2 separate regions of the Homo sapiens genome follow, and region 1 is linked to region 2. The links are chromatin contacts, found by Hi-C or POLR2A ChIA-PET in ENCODE. All regions are on one chromosome and are shown on one strand. The core of a region is the stretch at or near the end of the contact, and the rest is flanking DNA. Distances in the headings are between cores, read along the strand shown. Region 1 overlaps PDGFD (platelet derived growth factor D). Region 2 holds the start of PDGFDDN (PDGFD downstream neighbor).

Region 1 (4,204 bases), core at 1,115-3,614, 52 kb after region 2:
GTTTGGTTTTTTGTCTTTGCGATAGATTACTGAGAATGATGATTTCCAATTTCATCCATGTCCCTACAAAGGACATGAACTCATCATTTTTATGGCTGCATAGTATTCCATGGTGTATATGTGCCACATTTTCTTAATCCAGTCTATCACATAAGGACATTTGGGTTGGTTCCAAGTCTTTGCTATTGTGAATAGTACCACAATAAACATACGTGTGCATGTGTCTTTATAGCAGCACGATTTATAGTCCTTTGGGTATATATCCAGTAATGGGATGGCTGGGTCAAATGGTATTTCTAGTTCTAGATCCCTGAGGAATCGCCACACTGACTTCCACAATGGTTGAACTAGTTTACATTCCCACCAACAGTGTAAAAGTATTCCTATTTCTCCACATCCTCTCCAGCACCTGTTGTTTCCTGACTTTTTAATGATTGCCATTCTAACTGGCGTGAGATGGTATCTCATTGTGGTTTTGATTTGCATTTCTCTGATGGCCAGTGATGGTGAACATTTTTTCATGTGTCTTTTGGCTGCATAGATGTCTTCTTTTGAGAAGTGTCTGTTCATATCCTTCACCCACTTTTTGATGGGGTTGTTTTTTTCTTGTAAATTTGTTTGAGTTCATTGTAGATTCTGGATATTATCCCTTTGTCAGATGAGTAGGTTGCAAAAATTTTCTCCCATTTTATAGTTTGCCTGTTCACTCTGATGGTAGTTTCTTTTGCTGTGCAGAAGCTCTTTAGTTTAATTAGATCCCATTTGTCAATTTTGGCTTTTGTTGCCATTGCTTTTGGTGTTTTAGACATGAAGTCCTTGCCCATGCCTATGTCCTGAATGGTAATGCCTAGGTTTTCTTCTAGGGTTTTTATGGTTTTAGGTCTAACGTTTAAGTCTTTAATCTATCTTGAATTAATTTCTGTATAAGGTGTAAGGAAGGGATCCAGTTGAATCAATATCGTGAAAATGGCCATACTGCCCAAGGTAATTTATAGATTCAATGCCATCCCCATCAAGCTACCAATGACTTTCTTCACAGAATTGGAAAAAACTACTTTAAAGTTCATGTGGAATCAAAAAAGAGCCCGCATCGCCAAGTCAATCCTAAGCCAAAAGAACAAAGCTGGAGGCATCACGCTACCTGACTTCAAACTATACTACAAGGCTACAGTAACCAAAGCAGCATGGTACAGGTACCAAAACAGAGATATAGATCAATGGAACAGAACAGAGCCCTCAGAAATAATGCCGCATATCTACAACTATCTGATCTTTGACAAACCTGAGAAAAACAAGCAATGGTGAAAGGATTCCCTATTTAATAAATGGTGCTGGGAAAACTGGCTAGTTTGGGAATTTGTTCTCGATATAGTAAGTAAAGATTAGAGCAAATCCCAGTCCAGCAAGCTGAGAAGAGAAGGGGGTCATTGATTTAAAAGGGGTCATGAGAATGATATTCAAGAACTAGAGAGGATCAGCGTGTTTGCAGATAGAGAGAGGGGTGCCGCATACCAAGGGGCTGCACAGAAAGTTGCAAATTGCAAAATACTACTTTGTTAATAGCTTCCATGGTGTTTGGTCATACCATGGTGTTTGGTGTATGGTGTTGGTTCACCAACCTCCATGGTGTTTGGTAAGTGAACATTTAATTTACACCTAGAGAAATACTACAGTATTTCTACAATCTGTTGCCGAAGAGCTAGGTTCAGATTTAAATTTTGTGACTAGTTGTTTAGCATTAAAAAAAAAAACTCTGTGATTAATTATTTTGCAGTAACGCCTGCCACTTATGGAGCACAGATTTTATGCCGGTGACTATATGAAATACTTTCCATAAATTATCTCATTCATCATTTCTACAGTAGCTTTAAAAGATGAGGAAGCAGAAAGACAGGATGCAAGCCCTATTATTAAGGAAGTGCCACAGATACCTGAAACCGTGGCTGAGTCTCTGTACTCTTTCATCTTTGTTGAATAATTCCTCTTTTCTTTTATAAATAATCCTTTTTATAAAATAAACGAATCTTCTTGATTTGTGCTAAGTTCAGGTTTTCATAAATTCCTTAAATGCATTTCAAAGAGAACATCTGATTCAATTCACCAGTGGTCTGAAATTTATTAAAGATTGTACTTTTGATATTGCTAAGCTAATCTTAAAGATTGTTTATACCAAGCTAAAATGAATGACTTAGGAAATTATTCCTGCACCTTAGGAAAATTACAAGTTTGAAATGAAGAAATACTGACCTGATTCATATTTTCATTTTCTTGCAAGCACAGTGCCTGGTACATAGTAAGCACTCTTTTTTGTTTGTTTGGTTTGTTTTTATTATTGTGGTTAAGAGAGGAAATACTGTTTCATGCTCAGAATTCAACAAACCATTTCACGCCTCTGTGCTGAAATTCACACTCCCAATAACTGCTAAATTTCTCTGTACTTGACTGACGTTATATAAATAGATTTTCTTCATGGTGGCCAAAAGCTAGTTACATTATTAAAACCAGTAATTAGAGAAAATGGGAATTACAAACAGTATGAAGATTAAGGCCATGTCACCAAAATCCCTTAGCTAAAATCATTATCTCTAAAAACTCAAATTATTCCATTACTAATTAAAACTCCTAAGATCTGACTTTAGGGAGAAAATACCATTTGAAGTCTAAAAGCCAAAGCCACAGTCAACACAGCTGGTACGGTTCCATGAAAAAGAGCACTCATGAAATGTTACTCAGCAAGTGATGGGATTATAATGTAAACGGGAACATTTTCTAAGAGAATCAGGAGTGTCAGTTGTAAAGTATTAAAAAAGCTGTCCATTCTTTTTAAAAATATGGGTATTTCCTAGTGAGGTGACTTTGCGTTGTGACACCTTTTCCCTCTACACATTCATCCTTATCCTTACACTGGACCAGTGTTCATTCATCAGAGCTGCCACCCATCATAATTATCATTTGGCACTATGGGCCATACTGAATATAAAATATTTAAGAGTCATGTTACTACTATACAGCTATGTAAATGAAAACAAGTAATTCAAAGTACCTTTTTCTTGACCTGACTTCTTTCTAAGGGGATTTCCAGAGTCATTTATGTGGTTAAACTAGAGAGATGGTTAATGTAAAGTCTGAAACAAAAGCATAGGACTCATACCCTTGCAAATTACTCTTCTCACAAAAGGGGAGATTCGTATATTCTTGACTTTGTACTTCCTCTTTCCACTCCCCACTCAACTAGCAACTAACTAAGGCAGCTGGCACATTTTGGATCTCCAAAGCAGGCTTGCTATCTGGGCCCATTAGGTGAACTTGTTGGAACTGAGTGCCAAGCACACAGGTCGTGAGTTTCAGACTGTGCTAAGTACAGGTTTTCATAAATTCCTAAGAATTTATGACAGAGCTGATAAAACTTTACAAAGAGAAAAAATACTGTTGCCAAACACCATGGTTAACATCAGTGAAAGAGACCTCCTGGGGGCAACTGCCTGACTCAGTCCATAGGACTTCATCCCTCCAAGTAAACAACTTGAAGTCTTCTCCTCCAGGCTGGGAGGATCATTTTGGAATAGGATAAATGGTAATTAAATGAGAGATCCTGCAATTTAATTTCTATTAGTTCATGCGTATGGGCATTAAAAATTCCTTTTTACTTTTGGTTATCATCAGTTAACAGGAACATCTTTTACTTTGACCAGTTATTACACTAGCAATATTCATCAGCAGTTTTATGAGTGAAAACACTAGGCTTTGCACAGCAAAATTTTAATCCCAGATTGGTTCTTCTTTGCATCTTGCTATAATTTTTTGTACCGTTACATCTGTGTACTTAGAGAATGCAAATTTACTGCCATATTCATCCAAACCAAATACAATTACAAAGGTATTTTTGGTGCCAAAAAAAGGATAAACTGCATTCCAGAGTGAAAGGAAAAATAGGGATTGGGTGAACTATTGCTTCTCCTCTACTGGACTGGGAAAATTCAGAGCTGACTAGGTTATTGCCCACGCCCAAGGATTAGCTGAGATATTCTTTGGACATGGATTTTTTTTGGCAGGCCTCATGCCTCACACTTACACTTTAAACTGTTATTTACTTATGTATTTATTTTTTATTCTTACCAGTTTGGAAGTTGCAAGGGATCTCATAGACTACTGAGTTCAAAGTTTTATTCACTATTTGACTGAGATTTTTGAATGACCAAAGTAT
Region 2 (4,116 bases), core at 852-3,351:
GTGTTTCAAGCCTCAAAGCATGTCTGATACATAGCGGGCTTTAATGTATTTGCTGTTGAATGAATGAATGAAACATGTAATTTAGTCAATTTTCCCCATATTGACTGTGGCTAAATTTCTATTGACAGAAGTCAACAAATATCTACCACCATATCCTGAAGTTTGCACCAAAGTGGACAGTACTGAAAAATATGCACCTGATGTGTTTGACTCTCAAAAAGCAGTGATTTCTTAAAGCAGTTGGGAATTTTACCCTATTAATTGCTCACTTGGGTAACCATGCAGTTGATCTCCTCGACTGATCTATCTCCTGTCTTTCCCAAAGCAGATATTGATCCTGATTTTCTCTGATTTGAAGACTGACAAGTAGAGGCAGGTGAGAAAGGAAGCCTGTGGGAGACACAGGGAGAAAGGAAAGTCTAGAAAGACACTAGAAGGCCTGAAGAGGAGAAATTTATACTATGACCTCAACCAGAAACAGGTTAGAGACCTTAGTTCTTAAAAGGGAACTTGTATTGTAGGTATTATTTAAAATGTAAATTGAATCCAAGAATGATTTTAACATTTGGTTTCTGGTCACTAAACCTGGCAATAAGTATAAACAGTTTAAAATAATCACAAAGTCAAATGATTTTGCTAGAAAATGAAGATTTCTTGGTCCACAGCTTGTTGCACTGAGTATATTAACCTATGTTAAGAAGTTAGCTCCACTCTCTTTTAATGTAGTCTGCTAAATAATTTTTAGACATCTCTATAGAAATGAAATTTATTCAAAAAAAGGACACAAATTAGTTTGCAAAATTCAGAAATATAACTGGAAAAGCAAGCATAAAGTCTTACATTAAGTGGTTAGTTGCTTATCCCTTGTTGATGCCTATTTTATTTGAGAGATATCCCAGTTGTGCTATGCTAAGTTTTGAAGGTCTGTGTAGTCTTTAACTTGATCTTTAAAAACAACAGAATTTGAGTGAATGTCAATAAAACCAGTGAATTATAAATATTCTGTCTTCTAGCATGTTTGACTAGGGCTGCCAATAAACAAAATTATATTTCCTAGGACTTCAGGCATGAATACTAATCTATTGAATTTTAATTTAATATTCTATGAGGAACCTAGGAGAGTATCAACAATTTAGACATCTGTTGAGTTATTCTCAGAATAAAACTGGACATGTGAACATTTCAGGAAATGAAATAAAATTCTTAATGTCTTTGTATTAAAATGCAACATATATACATACATATATACACATATATTCACATATATATACATATATATATTACTATTATGACTTTTTACCTAAAAACCCCAGTTACTTGAATTAGCTATTAGGCACAGAATTATTCGACCCTGTCCCCATCCCTCTCCCATGCTCACACACTAGCTAGTATTTCTGATGGTAAAATTAATTCTTGCCACAGAATACAGGTCTTTACTCCCATTCCCCAAATGACCTAAAACCACTAAAATGGCAGAGTTTCATTCAACACTGCAGCTGCTATTTTGTCTCCAGCAGGATGATATAAAGATTAGGCTATAATCAAAAGCAAAAATTCTTGCATGTGCATTGCAGCTAGAAGAGCTCTCTTTATGCTATGTGCCTCTTCACAAATTACAAAGCAAATGATATAGGAGTGTAGCTCCTAAACTGGTCTGTCTGAACTGATAACACTGAATCACTAGTTGGCTGGGGTGTCCACCCAGATGGGAAAAGGAGGTGGATAAAAGGGAAATGAGGTTGTAATGTTGTTGACTTCAGGCCTCAAGGAAGAGACAGCTGTGGATTTTCTTAGGTGAGGAACAATGTCAGAGGAGAACATAATTCATTATAAGACTCATGGGGAAACAGTCAAATGAAGAAGCAACAAAGCAGCAACAAAACCAAACCCAAGTCTTGCCCCACTGTGCAGCTGCAGGACAAAGACAGAACAGAAGCCTGTAATTGGGGAACAAAGTGTTGTTCTTTCGGGCATTATAAAATGAAGCCTTCAGAAATCACTCAATCTTGTCATTCCAAACAGTTTGATGCATTTGTGAAAAAAAGTTTTCCTTTTTTTTTTTTTTGAAAGGAGTCTTGTTCTGCAGCCCAGGCTGGAGTGCAGTGGCGTGATCTCGGCTTACTGCAACCTCTGCCTCCCGGTTCAAGTGATTCTCCTGCCTCAATCTCCTGAGTAGCTGGGACTAAAGGCGCCCACCACCACACCTGGCTCATTTTTGTATTTTTAGTAGAGACAGGGTTTCGCCATGTTGACCAGGATGGTCTCGATCTCCGTGTGATCCACCCCCTCGGCCTCCCCAAGTGCTAGGATTACAGGCTTGAGCCCCCGCGTCCAGCTGGAAGTTTTCTTTTCTTTTTTTTTTTCTTTTTTAGCAGTGTACACCTTTTAAAACTGCAATTGAGTACTAAATAATGGAGTAGTTTTGTTCAAAAGCAATATTTATTTTTCATGAAGATAAGAGGCATATTACATTCGCTATAGAAAATGCTATGAGAGGAAAAAGCTGCATGTTACCGATATGACAAAAAACATAAAAAACTCTACTTATGAAAGTGTTTTGCCCTATAAGAACATATTCAATAAAAGGCATTATTCCAGGTGAATGAGCCATGCGGAAATGTGGATTTATTAGGGTTTGTTTTGAAATGTAATTTGTACGGCCAGCTTTTTATTCCTTTGATGGCTATCAAATAGATTTATTGGCTACATGTTAGAAGTGCAAAAGATAACAGGTAACCAAGGGAGAAGTTTTAATAAAACTCTCAGGAAAGGCAAAGAAAAGTGAGTGAATATGCCTGCTTACATTTCAGCTAATAAATAAAAAGTGCAGATAGGGCTTTAACTGAAAACCTTGCTGGTTATTGCAGCCTGGAAGGTTTATTGAAAACTGGGTAGAACACTCTCATTTTTTATATTTACAGCTACATTGTGAGCTGTTCAGGTTAGAGTGATGTAACGTTCATTTTGACTTTGGTACAGGAAACTGATGTTTTCACAGGAAACTTGCAAAGCAGTTATGAAGAGGAAGAGCGTTCTTAATTATTAGTGTCTGCCTGAGCTATTTCTGATTGTGTTCTGGGATTTTAGAGAATTGAACAATAGAGTATTTAATTTTACCACTCCCCTCTTGAGTAAAAACATCAGACACTTTTAGGAAAGTTTTAGAAGGTACATCTTCAATAAGCAGAGATCTTTCATCTCAAATAACTGGGAAGAATTGCACTGCTTAAGAATAGTTGAACTTGGACCTGAGAGCACCATACTTAGAAATCTAAGTATATTTAGGTCACTCATCTAACACTGGGACTTTACCAGCCCTGTCACCCAAACTGGTTGTAGTTAGTAGGACCACAAAGTCACTGAAGAAATCTGCTTTCCTTTTAACTTTCAAGGCAATAAGAAAAATGTAGTTCTCTGTTAGCAGTCCCTGAGCTATCTGAATTTCGGTGTTTCTCTCTTAAGCCTCTTGCTTTGGAGGATGATGAATCATTTCCTACTCCTGGAGTTAGTCTCCTTTAAAACAGACACAAAGGAGGCAGAGAGAAAAAATTACTCTAAATACCATTAACCAATGTAAAACAGTTTTCTATTAAACAGTAGGACAGCAGGGCCAAACTTGTGTTACCACAATTGACAACTGGCTTCTTAAAGCAAGCTCCATAGATTAAGAACCATAGCCTCTAGGACTGATTTTACTTGGTTCAGAAACAGGAAATCAGAACAGTGAGCAAGTATACGATTAGAAATTTACATTAATAAAATGTGATTTTTTTGATACACAAAAGCTTTTAGGTTGTAAATAATCTATGATGGCCTGCCAAATATAAAATGCCATTATAAATCCATGTCTATATTTCAAAAAGACGGGAACACAAAAGCAAGATACATTAAATTAATTGGTGTAGTTTGGAGAGTTCGAATCCATTATTAGATATGGATCCTATCAAATATCCCACCTAATTTCCAGTTACGTCGATGTTTCAATGTTCACTTTTTAAGTTCTCAACTACCCACATCTTTCACTGAACACCATCTGGAAAGGTTCATACAGAATGCCCATGCCATTCTTGAAAGGATTTGCTTTTGTGGAGGGGTTTTGCAAAGAAAAACAATTCA

What was found. A loop is a pair of places that touch in the nucleus more often than their neighbours do. ChIA-PET counts read pairs that join two places held with the same protein, here RNA polymerase II (POLR2A). Pooled maps may share reads with other maps.
Region 1: a map with no recorded cell type shows a loop between it and region 2 (6-fold over the local background). The contact joins the enhancer-like site here to the promoter of PDGFDDN in region 2. A Hi-C loop is called at or near these places in 2 of 168 maps with a recorded cell type or tissue (endothelial cell of hepatic sinusoid and left cardiac atrium), 35 of 37 single-sample maps with no recorded cell type and 7 of 50 pooled maps. POLR2A ChIA-PET finds 5 or more read pairs at or near these places in 2 of 52 experiments (OCI-LY7 and PC-9).

The regions. Positions count from the first base shown.
Region 1 is chr11:103,956,312-103,960,515 of GRCh38, forward strand. The region is part of intron 3 of PDGFD (platelet derived growth factor D); the gene reads right to left. Among named protein-coding and RNA genes, the nearest start is that of PDGFDDN, 52 kb to the left of the region's middle. Within about 2 kb of position 2,365, at least 2 of the 41 ENCODE cell types and tissues checked have a DNase peak (open chromatin) inside an H3K27ac peak, as active enhancers do.
Region 2 is chr11:103,904,769-103,908,884 of GRCh38, forward strand. PDGFDDN (PDGFD downstream neighbor) reads right to left here and starts at 2,102. Exons shown (of 4, transcript XR_947960.3): 1 at 1-2,102. It overlaps PDGFD (platelet derived growth factor D), which reads right to left. Exons shown (of 7, transcript NM_025208.5): 7 at 2,421-4,116.